Linked DNA regions of Homo sapiens: all the other regions are linked to region 3. A link is a loop called in an ENCODE intact Hi-C map of the cell type or tissue named here. Cell type or tissue: heart right ventricle. All regions are shown on one strand. Links, peaks and the distances in the headings refer to the core of each region. The heading gives the core; the rest is flanking DNA.

Region 1 (5,000 bases), core at 1-5,000, 73 kb before region 3:
AGTCTGTGAACTAGAGGACAGGGAATTATAATGTTGAAGTTTTCTGTCATTAGATGAGTTTTTTACACATAATTAGTTGCTTTTAGTCCTCATCCCTTAGCTCCAGTGCTCTTAGCCTTGAAAATTCTACTTAACATCGAGACTCATTTCAAATGCAATTCTTCATCTCCCTCAGGTTATAAGAATGCATCTTACCTCTTTGGATGCAGATATTTTTTAGCGTTTAACTTTGTTGTAAGCTCAAGGACCTTTATTGTTAAATTTCTGTTTGTTCTTTGCTCAGTGCCTTATACAAAGAATTAATGAAGGGAGGGCACATAGTAAGTAGTCTTGGCACAATTTATCTTCTTTTTTTTAATTTCCTTTTTTTTGAACTTCTGTTCTTGAGTATCTCTCATGATAGACTACACATGGGGAAGGGAAACATTCTAAGCAGAGAATCCTTCTTCTAGTGCTCCTTTGATACCCTAAGTTGTTTTTTTCCCTTTATCCCTTCTTACCTCCTCCATCAACCTACACCTGTTAGTTATTCAGGGAATAAAATACTTGGAATCAGCATTATTGTGCAATTGAACCACACACCCTATCCTCATCTTACAAGTGGACCACCTCTGTACTCAGCCCAACCCCAGCTACAAAGTTGAGGAAGGAATGGGTTGGTGCCAAGCATAGTAGGCTGAAGAAAGAGAGATGAGGACTGTTTTTGTGTCTTTCCAAATAAATGTATTATAATAAAAGACCCTCTAATTGCTGCTTCTATCAGTCAACACTTATACTTTCACCAAAAATATAATATTTTTATTTTAATTGGATTTTTAAAACAGCCTTATTGAGATAAAATTCACAAAACCACTTAAAGTGTATACAATTCAATGGCTTTTCAGTATGTTCACGGGGTTATACAACCATCACAACTATCAGCTTTTCATCACCCCCGGAAAAAATCTCATATCCATTAAGAGTCACTCCCTCCTATCCCTCCTCATTCCCCTGAAACTGCACTAGTCTTAGGCAACCAGTAATCTCTTTTCTGTCTTAAGTTTGCCTGTTCTGGACATTTAATTTAAATGGAATCACATAATATGTAGTCTTTTGTGAGTTGTCTTGTTACTTAGTGTAATGTTTTCAAGGTTCATCCATTTTGTAGCATGTATGAGTGCTTTTCTTTTTATTGCAGAATAATATTCCATTGAAATAGATATATCACTTTTATTCATTCAGCAGTTGATGGGCATTTGGGTTGTTTATACTTTTTAGCTATTCATGGATAAATTCTTCTGTGGATATATGTTTTCATTTCTCTCAGGCACATACCTAGGAGTGGCATTATTGGGTTGTATGGTAACTCTTTTAACAGGAACCGTTAAACTGTTTTTCAAAGCAGTTGTACCAGTTTACATTCCTGTCAGCAATGTAAGAAGAGTTCCAGTTTCTCCACACCCTCTCCAACACTTGTTCTTCTTCTTCTTCTTTTTTAATATAGCCATTTTAGGAAGTGTGTAGTGATATCTCATTGTGATTTTGATTTATATTTCTCCAATCGCTAATGACGTTGAGCATTTTTTCATGTACTTAATTCGTGTGGTTATTGGCTCTCTCTGTCTCTATTTTCTTTGGAGGAGTTTCTTCATTAACCTTTGCATGTTTTATAACTGGGTTATCTTTGTATTACTGAACTGTAAGAGTTGTTTATATATTCTTATGTATGTCTTTTATCAGATATATCATTTGCAAATATTTTCTCTCATTCTGTGTTTGTTTTTTTTTTTTTTAACTTTTTTGATGGTGGTGTTTATACCAATTTGGATTTTTATTTTACAAACGGATTTTTAAGGAAATTTATGTGTCACTTATATAATGTCTTACTTAAACAAGAAAATTGTTAGGAATAGACTGCAGAATTTACTGATACTATGCCATTTACTATGCAGGAACTTTTCCATGGATGAAACTTTGTAATCTAATTGTAAAACACAACCCCTTCCTGCTTTGGCATATGGTTAAACTTAGAGTAAAGAGGAATGATACAATTTTATTTCTATATGGTGTAAAACAGGGCTGTGACCTAGCCCTCCTTTTAAATTTATGTTCATATGACTTGATATTGCTATTAGATATATTAGCTATGTGGCAAGTATCTATATAGCAAACAAGAAAATAAGAATCCTTCTCTATTTTCTTGCTACTCAAGGACCAGCAGCGTAGGTATCACTTGGATCCAGCCTAGATGATCTGAATCAAAATCTGCATTTTATTATGATTCTCTGGTGATTTTATACATGAAAGTTTGAGAAGCACAGCTTTATTTGACTTATGCTAAACACACACACAAAGCTTGAAATACATGAGGAATTTACAAACGGCAGAATCTACTGTGTTTGTTAAATATTTTGCAGTCCTTAGGAGGACATTTTTGTTTTTTTATAAAGAGCAGTAAATTCTGTCTACTCCGTGAGGGTGGTTTAGAAACTGACTTGATCCTGGTGAATCTTGGTAATTTTATCTAAATTGAGATATTTATATGTTATGTTGAAGCTCTTTTATGATTTAGATGGTTGGTTGGTAACAATCACTTGCCCTTATCAAACTCAAAACGTTTGGTTTGGACCCAGATAATTCTTAGGCCTCTAACTAGTTCTTCCTCAAAATACAGCTATGTTTTTGGGTTACCTAATTTGAAAAAAATGTTGATTCTATTCCTAGGCACCTAAGCTTCACAGTTGAACATGAATTTTTAATGTCTTACTCACCTGCTATTAAAAGATTACAGGTGTCTTTAAAATTAACAGCAGTGAAGATTGGCACTTCAGATGCTTCTTGAGGAATACTACCACCCTTTAATGCACGAGCACTTACCATAGTTTCCTGACCTTAATATTCATCCCAGAAGCATCCCAGTGAAAATGGCACTTTTCATTCTTCCAGATTTTCTTTGCATTGTTTTTGTGTTAAATTATGAATTTGAAAATTAATGTATTCGTATCATACTGTTTTAGCTTTCTAGAGAAATGCTTTAACAGAATTAATACTTAATGTTGTGCCACTAACCGGATTTCTAAGAAATGCCCATTTAACAAACATGTCTTTTGAGAAATCATGAAATTTTTTTTTTTTATGAATTCAGTGCCAGAATATTTTTTTTCTCCAAATGAACTTTTTCTTAATCAGGCATTGAGAATTGTTTAATATAATATGTTTTTCTTTTTCTCTTCCTTTTTTTTCTTTAGCCAAAGGTAAATTCATTAAATTTCATTGCTGCATATCCTTAATTTCATCTCAGATTCCTGGTAATATTTATTTTTGAACTTTGTGTTGTTTTATTGTTCATTGTCTTTCTCATTCTGAGAATGCGAAAAGAAGACATGATGTGGAGATGGAAAATCTTTGGGAAGTACGATCGCTGTATTATGGGAATGTTTTTAAAGGGCCTGTGTAACCCAGAGAAAATTCTTGAGCTAAATCTATAGTACTTGGCATATATCGTTATGCACCAAAACTTTAAATCAATTATGTTAACTAGCAAAAAAGAAAATATGATTTTAATGATCTTTGGCATGTAACAGTACATACTAGTCACAAGACCCTGGTAACTCACTTTTTAAATTTGGCTTGTTATACTTTTTCACAAAAAATTACATTTAATACTTATAGCATATCTAGCACTTGAAAAAACTGACATAGCAAAATATTTACGGTAAATTTAACAAACTGGTTATCATTTTATAAAGTGCTTATACATAGAAAGCCAGATTAATCTCAGAAACTGAAACATAGACATGGCATAAAAGAAAATAAAGTTTATAAACAGATATGAGAAAATATTCTATTTACCAAGGAATAGAGGTAATATAAATTAAAAAGTTAATTTTAGTAGTAGAAAGAATACTATAAAGTGGAACTTTAAACAATTTTTATAATCCCATTGGTAGTGAATTGAAGATGTCTATTAAGCCATCACACATTTGTGATTCTATTTTAGGTAGGCGTTAATTTTTTTGTCATTTGTTTATTGACTTATTTACATGCAATAAAATTCATACTTTTTAGTGTACAGTACTGTAATTTTTGACAAACATATACTACGCATTTATTAAAGGTAAGAACAAAAATGTCCTTCATGCTCCTTTGCATTAAACCCCTCTCCTAGCCCCCAGCCCTTGCCAATCACTGCTCTGTTATCTGTCCTTATAGTTTTTTAAGCATTAATTTTAATAGTAAAAATTCTGAAGCAGTGCAGATGTCCATCAACGGGGAAATGTTTATGTAATGTATGACTTGCTCCCTTGCTTGAACTTTCACCATAAAACCATTAAGAAGGATTATGTAGAATCTGTGTAGTTACAGAAACTATGCAGACGATGTAATAACACATGACAGAATGCCCAAGATGTAGGTGAAAAGCAGGAAACAGTTATATATATACTGATTATAACTTTGTCAAAGCATACTATATAAAAAGACTTGGAGAAATGACACAAAAGTTATAATTGCTTTAAGATCATGCCTTTTTTTTTTCCCCTCTGTTTTCTAAGCTGTAAGTAATAATGCTCTAGGCTATAATTAAAAAACTTACCTTTAGGGCCTTCCAGGGCAGAAAAGTGTGGTGGTTATACACTTAACCTGTTAGAGTAATTAAAAAGATCTCCTTCTAGGATATTACTTTTTGAACTTATTTTGTCTGCAAAAGCTAAGATTGAATTACTTTTTGTGATATCAAATATTAAAAATTTAGAATCTACCTTAGCTTTAGCAGGTTGCTAGTTGCTTCTGGGATATAAGAAATATAGGATCTGTATACTTTAAGAATAGACTGTTTAGGTAAGAACTTATTTGTGAAGCAGTAGCATTATACTAGTGTAAGGTATTATAATAGTAGATGTTATGTGAATAATTATTAGGATGACTCATATATTTATTCACCAGGCATTCTCACAATGATAAAATTGATATGATAAAACCAGGAAAACCTCTTTAAGCAGTTGAAATTTCTAGTGAGATTT
Region 2 (6,113 bases), core at 617-5,616, 110 kb before region 3:
CACAGAGACAGAAAGAATAGAGGTTACCAGGGGCTGAGGGCAGGGAGGAATATGGAGCTATTGTTTAATGGGTACAGAGTTTCTGTTTGGGGTTGTTGAAAACGTTCTGGAAATGGGTAATGGTGATGACACACAACATTGCGAAATGTACTTAATACCACTGAATTGTACACTTAAATATGGCTAAAATGATAGATTTTATGTTATATATATTTTACCACAATACAAGTTGAATATCCCTTATCCAAAATGCTTGGGACCAGAAGTGTTTTGGATTTTGGATTTTCATATTAGAGATGCTCAACTTGTAATTAAAAAAAAAAAGAAAAGGTAAAAAAACAAACCCAGGTTCTTTCCATCTTTTTGCTCTTCCATTCTCAGTGTTTCGGTTGAGCTCCCTTCCAAGGTGTAGCCTGGCTGCTCCAGTGTCCGACACTGTATACAGACATGACAGTGTCCAGCCTAATAAGATGATAGGAGTGGTCCACCCATATGGAAAAAATAATTCATCACTGCATTATTGAAAATTGTTGATACCCAGTAATGATAAAGAGCCATCTGACTCCCAGCTGGTTCCATTATTTCAAAATTCTCCCTACCCCTACCCTGAGTGGACACCTCCTAGCCTCCCTGCATCCAAACATCTTCCAACACCGTTTCTGAGTCAGACTACCTGGATTTGAATTCCACCTCTGTCCTCTGTAAGTGATGTTCTTAAAAAGACACTTAATTTTTTTGAGTTTTAATGTCCTCATCTAAAAATAAAGATCATAAATACCTCCCTGAAAGGTCATTTTGAGGATTTAATGAGCTAGTGCCTCACATATAGCTACCATATCTATGCTACTAGAACTATTTTTTGTTGCCTACACACATTCAATATGCAGCATGGGTTGGCGGGCAGGACACATATGCATTTTTACATACCCACAATCCTATCCTTGGAAACCTCGCAACTTGTAGGGAATAGATTTTAAACAAAGACAAAGGAAGATGCCAGGCCTTGTTCCCATGTGCAGTACAGCCCCCAGTCAGGCACTGAAAAGCAGAGGAGCCCCCTTGATCAGCAAGAGATGTGTGAGCTGTTAATGATGAGTATGAGTGCGGAGGAAGCTGGTGGCATGAAGGATGCAAGAGCATGGTGCCATGATTCTAACAAGTAGAAAGTTGAGCCATAAACTAGAAAAGCAGGAAAATGGAGTCTAGGAGTGCCAGCTTTGAAGTCAGTTAGGAGGAAGAATGGCTCAGACCTGGATGCCTTCAGTGGAGTTTTGTTGCTCCTTACACTTAAAAATGGTGGATCAACTTTGTGTTCATTTGATTATGGAGGGCAGAGGGTGTAATCCGTTTAATTTAGCTCTTTTCTGGGGCTTAGCAACTCCCAGATAATTTTGCCTCATTTGGGAATAGGCTGTATGAGTTTAGTTATACTATTCCCCTTGGGTTGGGTGGAGAAGGGAGTAAGAGTATCACTAGTCTACTCTGCTCCTTTCTTTCCTGACTAACTTAAGTTCTGCCTTGAATTCAACAAGCTGTTTGCTGGGGTTAACGCTTTCCAGCACAAGTCAGGGATGTTTTCCGCTTCAGTCCCTCATCCTTCAATTTTGCAGATCCTAATGCATTGGTTGTCAAAACCACTTCACTGCATAGAAGGTAACACCACTAGTAACAGAAATAACTTCCCTTGGCCCTCTCATTTGCAACAGCTCATTCCTAAGGCCCAATCCCAGTTCCTGATGGTGGATGTTGTTCCAGCCTGGAAAGCTTAATCACTTCCTCTCCAGTAACGAATAAATAGACTAGATTTCACTGAGTCATCTGTCTGCCCAGCAAAGGACCCTGCAAAAAAGAGATCAAAGTGGTTTTCACAGTCTTGTTGCAAAGGAAATCTGAGTTGGGGCCCAAGTATTCAAAGGGTGTAGAGTGGCTCAATATTAGTATCTAATTCAGGAGAATCATTTCAGTGCAGGCAAAGGATTTCAGGTCCTTTATCTGTACATTTTGCAGGTAAAAAACCTCAGTGCAGGTAAAGAAACCACATGCCATGCTGTGGAGTCAGGCTATTCCCAACTGTAGAGAAAGTCCATTGATCCATGAGTGTGGTGGGGCTGGCCCCAGGGCTAGTGAGAAGCTGTTGCCATGGCTGCATTGCTGGTAAGGTGGGATTCCGTGTGTTTGCCCTGAGCAATCTGCGCTGCCTCTGTGACTTTCCTCCTCTTCTCAGTCTTACACCGCCTGGTCTTAGGTCATCTGCTAAGCTGTCACAGAAAGTGACGTACCCTCCACACCTGTGGATGGTCTGAAGGGCAAGGAGGAAATTTCAGAAAGCTGTCAGGCACTTGATGAAATGAAACCACAGCATCTGGAAGTTGATGTCCTTAAGCCAATGACCAGAAGGAATGAACCAGAGAACTGATGTTGTTGTCCATGGACCTGATGTTTCTTATGAGATTCCAAGTAGAAAAATTTATTAGATTTTGAACACTTAACGGCTGGATAAGGACAACTTTCTTATATATATATATATATATATATATATATATATATATATATATATATATATATATGTCATATGTGGCAATACTCTTGTCAATTAACATATTAAGTTTGGATTGAGGTAAGTAATACTTGAAAGTGCCATTAATTAATAACTCAGAGCATGAAAATTATTTGATTAAAAGCTCAATGAGGCTGGGTGTGGTGGCTCATGCCTGTAATCCCAGCACTTTGGGAGGCCAAGGTGGGTGGATCACGAGGTCAGTAGTTCAAGACCAGCCTGGCCAAGACGGTGAAACCCCATCTCTACTGAAAATACAAAAATTAGTCAGGCGTGGTGGCAGGTGCTTGTAATCCCAGCTACTCAGGAGACTGAGGCAGGAGAATTGCTTGAACCTGGGCAGCAGGGGTCGCAGTGAGCCTAGATCTGGCCACTGCACTCCAGCCTAGGCGATACAGTGAGACTCTGTCTCAAAAAAAAAAAAAAAAAAAAGCTCAACGAATTAACTTGTGGAAAAAAAGAAAGACAATTGCTCTTCTCTCTTCTCCTTTGCCAATGAACCTGCTCTCACAACTGTTTACTCCAACATCTATACTCCTTCACAGTTGCCTTCCTTTCTGTCATGAGCAAGAATTGTTCTGGGGAAATCACTTCTTTAGTTAGTTTAACACACTTCTATTTCTCTTCAGATAGAGTGAGTTCTGAGTCATTTTCACTCTGAGGTGAATAATTAGAAATGCTTTTATTAGCAAGTAACAGGAACCTGCATTTAAGCAGTTTCCAAATCTAATTAGAAATGTTGCTTTCAGCTACCTACTCAAACTACAGGTTTAAATCAAGAAAATTGTTTTTTTCTATTATTTGTAGGGGACCTCTACAAACTAGCTCCTTCCGGAGGTTTTCCATGTATATATTGGACAGGACACATAACAAGCTTTACAGATTTCTGTATATTTTATGTGTATTTATAAATAATGCTATCACATTAAAATGTTCTAAAATTAGATTGCAGTGCTGGTTGCACAACTCTGCACATATACTAAAAACTGTTGAGTTGTATACTTGAAATGGGTAAATTTTATGGTATGTAAAATATATCTCAATAAAGAACCTAAAAAATACTCTCGAGCAAAGATGACAATAAAATGCTACAGTGATTTGGAAACATGATTTAGCAATGACTAGTAATGTTGAAGATGGGCATATCTTATGAATCTAGCAATTCTACCTCTGGATTTGTATCCCAAAGAAACTCTCTCACAGGTACCCAAAGAAGCACGAGTGAGAAGGATGCCTATGCAGCATTCTTTGTAATAGGTAAATAATGGGAAACAATCTAAATGTCCATCAGTAGGAGGATGCAGGAATACATTATGGCAGGTTCATGAAATCAATACTATAGGGCATTAAAAATAACTAGGAAACCTACATATGTGAATATGGGTAAATTTCTAAAATGTAATATGTGGGAGAAGTAAATTATAGAATAATATGGATAATTTGATAACATTTATATAAAGTTTTAAAACGTACAAGACAGCTCTGTATTTTTAATGGGTACTTACATTGGTGATGGTATATTATTTTCCATGCTCTCCTGTATGTTTGAAAAAGTTCATAATTATTTTTTAAATTAGCATTCACTTGTAGTCATGTTAAGTGCTGTAGATGTTTCCTACACGTGCAATGATTTGAGGAACTAAAAAAAGATGAAGACTGTCAATGGGTAGAGAAATATATGCTTGTAATAATACGTTTCATTTTTTATCACCTACTGTGTTTGGCACTTAACTTACATTATCTCCAGTGTTCCCCAGATTCCTACAAGGTTAGTCATACAGTGTCCAATACTGGGCCAAGAAACAGATGCTGGAAATGTAATATACCCAAGATCACAGGCTGGTAGAGGATGGAGTCATTGAAATATTCAGTGGTCTGGCTCCAAAGCCTTGTGGGTCTTAGGCTTCATAATTGTGCTTCTCAATGTACCTGTCTGCTTTTCTCATGGTGGAGAAATTAGGAGAGGCCAGTAGTACAAAGAGAAAACCATAACAAGTTCATGGTGAGGTTGCCATAATTCTAGTCTTCTTTGCCTAGTATGCACAACTCATGACAGAGAGTCTCAGGAACTATGCGTCCTAATTCCACTGTGCTGCTGTGGAGCTAACTTTTCTAATCTTCACTTTCCTCCAGAAGACTCAAAGTATTGCAGTAGCTGATTTCTAACATTTTCTAGCTGTGTGATTTTTTTCTGAGCTCTAAAAACTAAGGTCTCTGCCCATTCTAAAATGCTTCCCTTCTTTTGTTGTACTTTCTTCACTTCAGCTTTTGAACAAGCATCACTAAGCACTATTTTGTCACAAACTCCATGACCTTTGGAAATGGAAATGATGCTCTCTTAGTAAGCCCTGTCTGTGTCTAGGGAGAGAGGAGGATGTCAGTGTCTTTTAGCTCTGAACAAGAAGTCCACTATGTCTGGCATGATAATTTAAAGGGTCGCCAAATACTCTTGTTTTGTTTTGCTTTATGTAGTTTATTTGCTCATACTAGATGACACATATGTTAAATGAAACACTGCTTTGATTTAGAGGGAGGAGGAAAAATGGGGTACATAATAAGTGGGACTAGTGTTTATTTCAGGAAAAATGTGTTGCTTAGCTCCTGTATGCATATAATCATGTGCATCTTTTCTGTGTTTCAGAACAAAGATGTTGTTCAGCAATATAGGAAACATTAACAAAGGGAAACGAATGCAGACATTTACATACACTGTGATTTGTGAGTTTCAGGGTGGGATAGATCTAGCAAAAATTATGTTTAATGCTTAGATTTTATGTAAAACTACTGTGATATTGAATGCCGTATGTTTTGATTAGAGTACAGCCTGTGCAGCCCCATTATTTGGGTTCAATTTTAGTTGTACATTTATTTGTTGGGTAACTTTGGTCAAATTTAGTTAACCTTTCTATACTTTCAATTTGTAAAGTAGAAATCATAGGAATGACTACCTCAGAGGTGTTCTGGAAAGTAAGTGATTTAATAGAGATACAGTACTTAGGACAGGGGGAGTAAGGCATTCTTAGAAGTCGCTTTCATCCTGACCTTGCCTATTATTCAAGGCTGACTGCTAAGAGACTAGTTAAGCAATTAGATCCAGATCTTGATAGTTGCCCTATTTTTCCCCTTCAAGGCCATATGTGTTACTTTCCTCTAATACATTTGCCTAAAGCCAAAGAACAATCCATCTACCACTTAAGAATACATTTATTGCTTTTAACTTAAAAAAAAATTAAAGAAAAGATCTCTGTAAGGATGAGCTCCATCTTATGGTAGGCTTCATCTATACTGCCTCCTTCTTGTCGTAGTGGCTGCTGCAGTCAGGCATCCAGTCACTGGTGCACAGCTGAGAGAAAACTCAGGGCTGGTGTTCTGAAGCGGGTGACATAAGGATCTCTAATCACTGACCCAGCGACTCCAATACTGTCTTTGTTTCCCTGAGTTTTATATTTGCCCAGAACTGGAAAGCTCCCAGCCATTCATTCACTGGTCAGTTCTGTGTGTGTGCTATAGTAGCTACTCTGTTGCCAGCAACAAGAAGAAGGAGGTGAGGAGAGCT
Region 3 (6,113 bases), core at 610-5,609:
TGTGTGGGTATTTATCAGACTTTCCACTTGGCAGGTCCTTTTATCTATTTTGTTCAGTGAGGCTGCCAAATACCACAGCTCCATACTGCAGCTGTTTCTTCCTAATCAGGGCCAGTGCATCTGTGAGTACTTGCTTTTTCCTTCTTATATTCTCCCAAGTTTTTGGCATGGTAATCCCTCACTAGTTTGCTTTTTAAGGATTTTAAGAAAAAAAGTATGTATGTATATATTCATCCTCTACGTTACTCAATATACATATATAGCTGTTTTAGTCAACCTCATCAGGAGGATTGGTCTAGACTGCCATTAAGATAACTGAAAGTCCTCCAGTTGCTTTTAAAAAAAAGAAATAGGGGTAGTGTTTTTGCATTCCTACTCTTCTGAAAATGTCTTTATTTTATCAACTCTCTGGAGTTATAGTCTGGCTGAGATTCAAAGTCTAGGTTGAAACTTAATTTTCCTTCACATATTTGAAGGCACTATCTTATTGATCTCTTCTAACATTTATTGTAAGTGTTGTATAATCCTATTCCTTCCTCATGCTTATTTTCTTGTAAGTGACTTTTCCCCTCTCTTTGGGGACACAATTATCTCATAATGTTTCTCACATAATTTGGGGGTAACACATAATCTCACAATTACATAGTTTGGCATAGGGTGGGCCTTAATTAATTTATTTTTCTGTTCATAAAAGCAATGTGTTCAATCTGGAGATTTTTTTTTTACTCCTGGGAAATTTTATTGTCACTTTACTTTTTTTCTCTCTCTCTTTTTATTTTTATTTATTTATTTATTTTTTTGAGACAAGATCTCACTCTGTTACCCAGGCTGGAGTGCAGTGGTGTGATGATGATCTTTTTTTTTTTTTTAAAGGTAAATAAGTTATTTATTATTTCTTTCTTTTTTTATTTTATTATTATTATACTTTAAGTTTTAGGGTACGTGTGCACAATGTGGGTGATTGAACATGGAGTTCATAAATGCAAATCGGTCAATCAATAAAGCTGGAAACTTTTTCTTTAGGATAATTTAATTTGTCAAAAGATAATCTGATAACCATCATTCTACTCGCTACCTCCAAGACATCAACTTTTTTCAGTTTCACATATAAGTGAGAATATACAATATTTGTCTTTCTTTGCCGAGCTTATTTCACTTAACATAACATCCCCTAGTTCCATCCACATTTCTTCAAAAGACAGGATTTCGTTTTTTATGGCTGAAAATGTATTTATATACAATAGCATTCCATTGTATATACAGACCTCATTTTCTTTATCCATTTATTTGTTGATGGACACAGGTTGATTCCTTATCTTGGCTATTGTGAATAGTGCCACAATAAACATGGGGGTACAGATATTTCTTCAATATTCTGATTTCCTTTCTTTTGGATATATTCCCAATCGTGGGATTGCTGGATCATATGGTAGTTCCATTTTAAGATTTTTGAGGAACCTTTATATTGTTTCCATAATAGTTGTACTAATTTACATTCTCATCAGCAGTGTATAAGCATTCCCCTTTCTTCACATCCTCACCAACATTTAGTTTTTGTCTTTTTGATAACAGCCATTCTAACTGGGGTGGGATGATATCTCATTGTGGTTTTGACTTGCATTTCCCTAACAATTAGTGACGTTGAGCATTTTTTCACATACCTGTTAGCCATTTGTATATCTTCTTTAGAGAAGTGAGGCGGAGAAGAGTAGTAGGGAGGGAGAAATGAAGAGAAGTTGGTTAAGTTTGCAGACTTCCATGTCCCTCCCCTCTGTTGCCCCTATCTCTGTAGCCCCAAGTCAAAGCCTTTCCCATTCAAATTACACACAAAAAAACTCTTTCATCACCAGCCTGGGAAACTAGTGGCCTGACTGTGCAAGGTGAGAGAAGAACATGACTGCTTCACAAACGAACTTTCAACTTCTATTTTTAGCTCCTTACCTCACCCCAACCCTTCATTGTACCTGCTGTCTCCAAATCTTGAGCATCTCAGGTTTTCCATTGGGATGAATGAGCTAATTCATTTGTGGTAACTTGTCTTCAGGTGACTTAAATCCTTGCTTCCTCTGTCTTACTAAACCACTTACCTCCATCTGGTCCTATCTTTCAAACTTGTGTGGAATTCTCTTGTCTGCTTGTTTTCTTTATTCTCTTTGTCTTTTATGGGTTTCTACATTCTTTTAGACTCTAGTTAGCCATTCAAACTCCATGATTCATCAGTTCCTCATCCATACATGAAAATAATGCTGGCTTTGCCTATCTGACTCAGAGACTTTTTGTGTGTGGATATAGTTTGATAATATACATGAAAGTGATTGTGGGAAAGCCTAGAGGTCTTTATCATTATTTTCCTTATGATGTCTTTGTCCTCATTAATCTGATTTTCTAAATAAATGCTGAATTCAAATTATGCTCTCATTTCTCACCAGAATGAGCAGTGTCTGTTTCTTCTTGGTTGTGGAAATTGTATCCCTCTTCCTTTTCATCTGCTACCATCTCTTTTCTGTTGAGGTTTTCAGGGTGTGCATGAATCACCACTGCTCCAAATGACTGTGTGATATTCTCTGCCCCACCCTTGAAGCACTCATCACTGGCTGGGTGGATTCTCACTGAGCTATCATGGGTGGTGACACCTACCATCTTTGAGCTTCCCAAGGAGTATCCCAGCTGCTAAACTGGGACTGATCAACAAGGGGAGGCTGATTCTCCATTGCTGGAGTTCTGATTTCTACCCAATGGGTGCTTTGTTGTGAAAGAGATTTCACTAACTAGTCAGGCCAAACCACCTATTTTAAATCAAGATAATGATCGTTAACACTTCCAGATTCTAAGAATGTTACATGTTTTAACTTATTTCATCTGCACAACACCCTGTAATATCCTATGTCACGGGGAACAAAACTGAGACCCAGGTTGATTAACAAACTTGCTCAGTTTCACAATGCTCGTCAGTAGCAGAGCTGGAATTTAATCCCAGACAATCTCTCCCCAGAGTCTAGGCTCTAAACCACAATTTTATCCTGTCTCTTAAATCGGCTTTGTTTAACTAGCTAAGAGTGAAGAAAATCTTCCAGAATTTAAAGTGCATAGTAGGGTGCTGGCCTTCCTTGATTCTTTGATAATGTAAATAAAAGTCAACACTGGGGTTCTACCTCTAAGGTTCTACCTTGTTTGTACCCAATACTCCAACCAATTGGACACTGATTTCTTAGGTGCTTGAGTAATAGGCTGATGGCAGGTTGAACCATATGAAATTGTCAATATTTGGCCATTTTTGACCTATATAAATGGCAATGTCATATGAATCAATTCAATATTTGTTGAGCCCCTACCTACTTTGGTGGAAGACATGGTTCCAGGCATTTTTCTTACGTTACTTAACCTTTACAACAATATTTCCAAGTATTTTTACCTCAATTTTTCACATGAGGAAATAGGCTGAAACTAACTAGCTGGAGATCACTCAGCAATTGAAGTGGTAAAGCCAGGGATCCTGTTCCAAGGTGGATTCCTTTCCACTGCACAGCTCTGCTGGCTGAGCCCCAGGAGCTGAGTGGAGCTGGAGGTTCTGCAGGCAAAAAGGAAGGTCACATTCGAGTGGCACACTCAAGTTATATCAGTTTTGAAGTTGAGCATGAGTCAAAAGGAGGAAATCAAATGACCTCTGGTAAACAGATATGAGTCAATCAGCAGCAAAAGTCAGCTTTGGGAAAGTGAATCAGACCTATTCCATTTTATTCAGTATTGTCACGACTGTGGGTGTACTTGCTACAGCTTTAAAGAAAATTTGGGGATTGAAGGGTGATTTGCCTAATTGGAGAATACTGTCATGGGAAGCCCAGCCAGGAGAGCCCAGATGGGGGTGGGGAGGCGGGGCATCTAAAACAGCTGGGGACTATTGGGATTCAAAATTGGAACAAATACAACTATGGAACTTAGGGAGTTTGAGGAAGAGATAGGATGGGAAGGTCTTTGGTAGTACAACCAGAAAAGAATGATAATTTGGGGCTCTCCAGAATCTCCAGTGCTAATTGAGCCAGATGGGGCTTGGCAACCCAGGTTAGCCACGTGGAAGCATTTTGGAATGACTACAGGCTGTAAGTTACAGATGCTGGGTTGGGAAGACAGGGAGTGTTAAATGGGCACAAACACACTGAGATATGTTCCAGTTAAGTGGAATATTATTCAGGGGTAGATGCAAAAATAGTTGAAGTGGTTCATAGACATTCATTTTAATTCTATGACTTTCCTCTGTGGGAAACTACTTTCATCTGGTTCTTTTCAATATGAAGTGAGTCATATTCTTTTTATTTGCCACAAGCATTTATTTGCCATAAGTGTCTTAAAGCATTTGACAATTGCTGCCTTATTTTCAAGAAATTGATTGAAACACCCTTGCTGAGCTGCTCAGAATTTGAGATTAATTCTCAACCACTGGCACAAAAGTAGCAAGAGAAGATAAGAGTGAATGTGGTCATTGATCAACAGATGTTTGTTTTAACTCTTTTCTGGAAAACCTGCCAAATACTGGGGAGTGTAAAGGCATCCAGACTGCCTTCTCTGAGCTTATACTCTAATTGGGAGAAATATGACATATACACAGAGCAGAAGACATTGACTTACAAATGCCAAATGTGCAGTGAATAAACAAAGTTACGGGAAGCAAGGAGGCCGACATTGGCAGTGGGGCTAAACAAGGCCCATGATTCCTGGAGAGGGTAGATTTGAGCTGATCCTTAAAGAATGAGCATTCAGGGATACTAGGAAAAGGGAGGAAGGCATTGCAGGCAATGAGAATGGCACAAGAAAGAAGTCCAGGGGTGAGAGAACCCCTATTTGCTCAGAACCCAAGAGGACCGGGTTGGACAGAGTGGAGAAATTGTTGGTGAAGTAGTATGAGTGCCCCCACTTCTTTTCTCTACATGATTTCCTGAGTGATCTCATTCCGTCTTTCTCATTTAAATAATGTCTATATGCTGATGATTCCTGGATTTATAATTCCAGCACAGACTGTTCTTCTGTATTCATGACAGAACTCTTGATTTTTGCCCTCCCAGCTCATCCCTGTCTTCCCACTTCCCATGTCTTTCTCCTGTTGGTAAATGGCATCATGATTTACTCAGGTGATCAAGCCCAAGCCCTGGGAATCATGCTTGACTTCTTTCATTTACTAGCCCATCTCTGATCCATCAACAAGTGACATCAGCTCTTCCACAAGAGTATCTCAAATATGTTCATGTTTTTCTGATTTCTACAAATACCACCCTGGTTCAAGGCACCAAGCTCTCCTGCCTGTCATTCTATCATAGCCCCTGATTTCAATCCTTCCAAGCTTAGCTCCCTGAAGTACTTTCTGTAACCTGCAGTAAGAATTTTGTTTTTGAAATGTCATCAGAACATATGTCAGTGGATCACTCTTCTGTTTAAAATGCTTTGATCGCTTCCCAGTGCTCATAGTATAAAATCCCAACTCCTCACCATGATCTACATCACCCTGCTTTGTGGACACCTCCCATGCCTGGCCAGCATCCATGCAACTTCTTCTACTAGCAGATTCTCCATTTTTCTTTAGGGGAACTACCCCTCCCTGATTCTTCCTGCAAGTGGTCTGTGTGGGCTGATTCCACCCCATGTCCTGTTTCAGCAGCCAGCAAGTAACTCCAGCATGGACAATTAGCATATTCTTTCCCCATGTTACAGTGGTTGTCTGAGAGATGAACACATCTCCTAAGTTGATTGGATAAAACTCAAGCCTAGATCTTTTACTAGAACACTGGTGCTTCTGGTGAGGGCCTAAAGAATATTACAATCATGGTGGAGCGAAGGGGAGCCAGAATGTCACACGGTGAGAGACAAAGCAAGAGAGAGAGGAGGAGTGGCATGCTACTCTAAACAACCAGCTCTCACATGAAATCACAGACTAAGAACTCACTCAATGCGGCAAGGACAGCACTAAGCCATTCATGAGGGATCCGCCCCCATGACCCAAACACCTCCCACTAGGCTCCCCCTTCAGCAGTGGGGATCACATTTCAGCATGAGATTTGGAGAGAACCACGTCCAAACCATATCACCTGGGAACTGCTGGCTGTAAAATTATGCATACTTGGAGT

The links. Hi-C counts contacts between places; a loop is a spot of excess contacts. Peaks named below come from ENCODE experiments on the same cell type or tissue, not always from the same donor. Only the 100,000 strongest peaks of a DNase experiment are listed, where the experiment ranks them.
Region 1: it touches region 3 in a loop (2.1-fold over the local background); 24 of 110 quality-filtered maps call a loop at or near these places.
Region 2: it touches region 3 in a loop (4-fold over the local background); 3 of 110 quality-filtered maps call a loop at or near these places.

What each region holds. Positions count from the first base shown.
Region 1 is chr5:115,532,057-115,537,056 of GRCh38, reverse strand. All of the region lies in intron 2 of FEM1C (fem-1 homolog C), which reads left to right. Among named protein-coding and RNA genes, the nearest start is that of FEM1C, 10 kb to the left of the region's middle. In heart right ventricle, for the core only: no CTCF peak of the experiment used is centred there; no DNase peak of the experiment used is centred there; H3K4me3 peaks cover 1,371 bases; H3K27ac peaks cover 696 bases.
Region 2 is chr5:115,571,538-115,577,650 of GRCh38, reverse strand. No RefSeq gene overlaps it. Among named protein-coding and RNA genes, the nearest start is that of TICAM2-AS1, 28 kb to the left of the region's middle. RefSeq lists enhancers at 2,196-2,265, 2,296-2,345. In heart right ventricle, for the core only: a CTCF peak has its summit at 2,896 (motif pointing right); a DNase peak (open chromatin) is centred at 2,890.
Region 3 is chr5:115,458,147-115,464,259 of GRCh38, reverse strand. No RefSeq gene overlaps it. Among named protein-coding and RNA genes, the nearest start is that of FEM1C, 84 kb to the left of the region's middle. RefSeq lists an enhancer at 2,759-3,958. In heart right ventricle, for the core only: no CTCF peak of the experiment used is centred there; DNase peaks (open chromatin) are centred at 3,539 and 3,959; H3K27ac peaks cover 1,675 bases.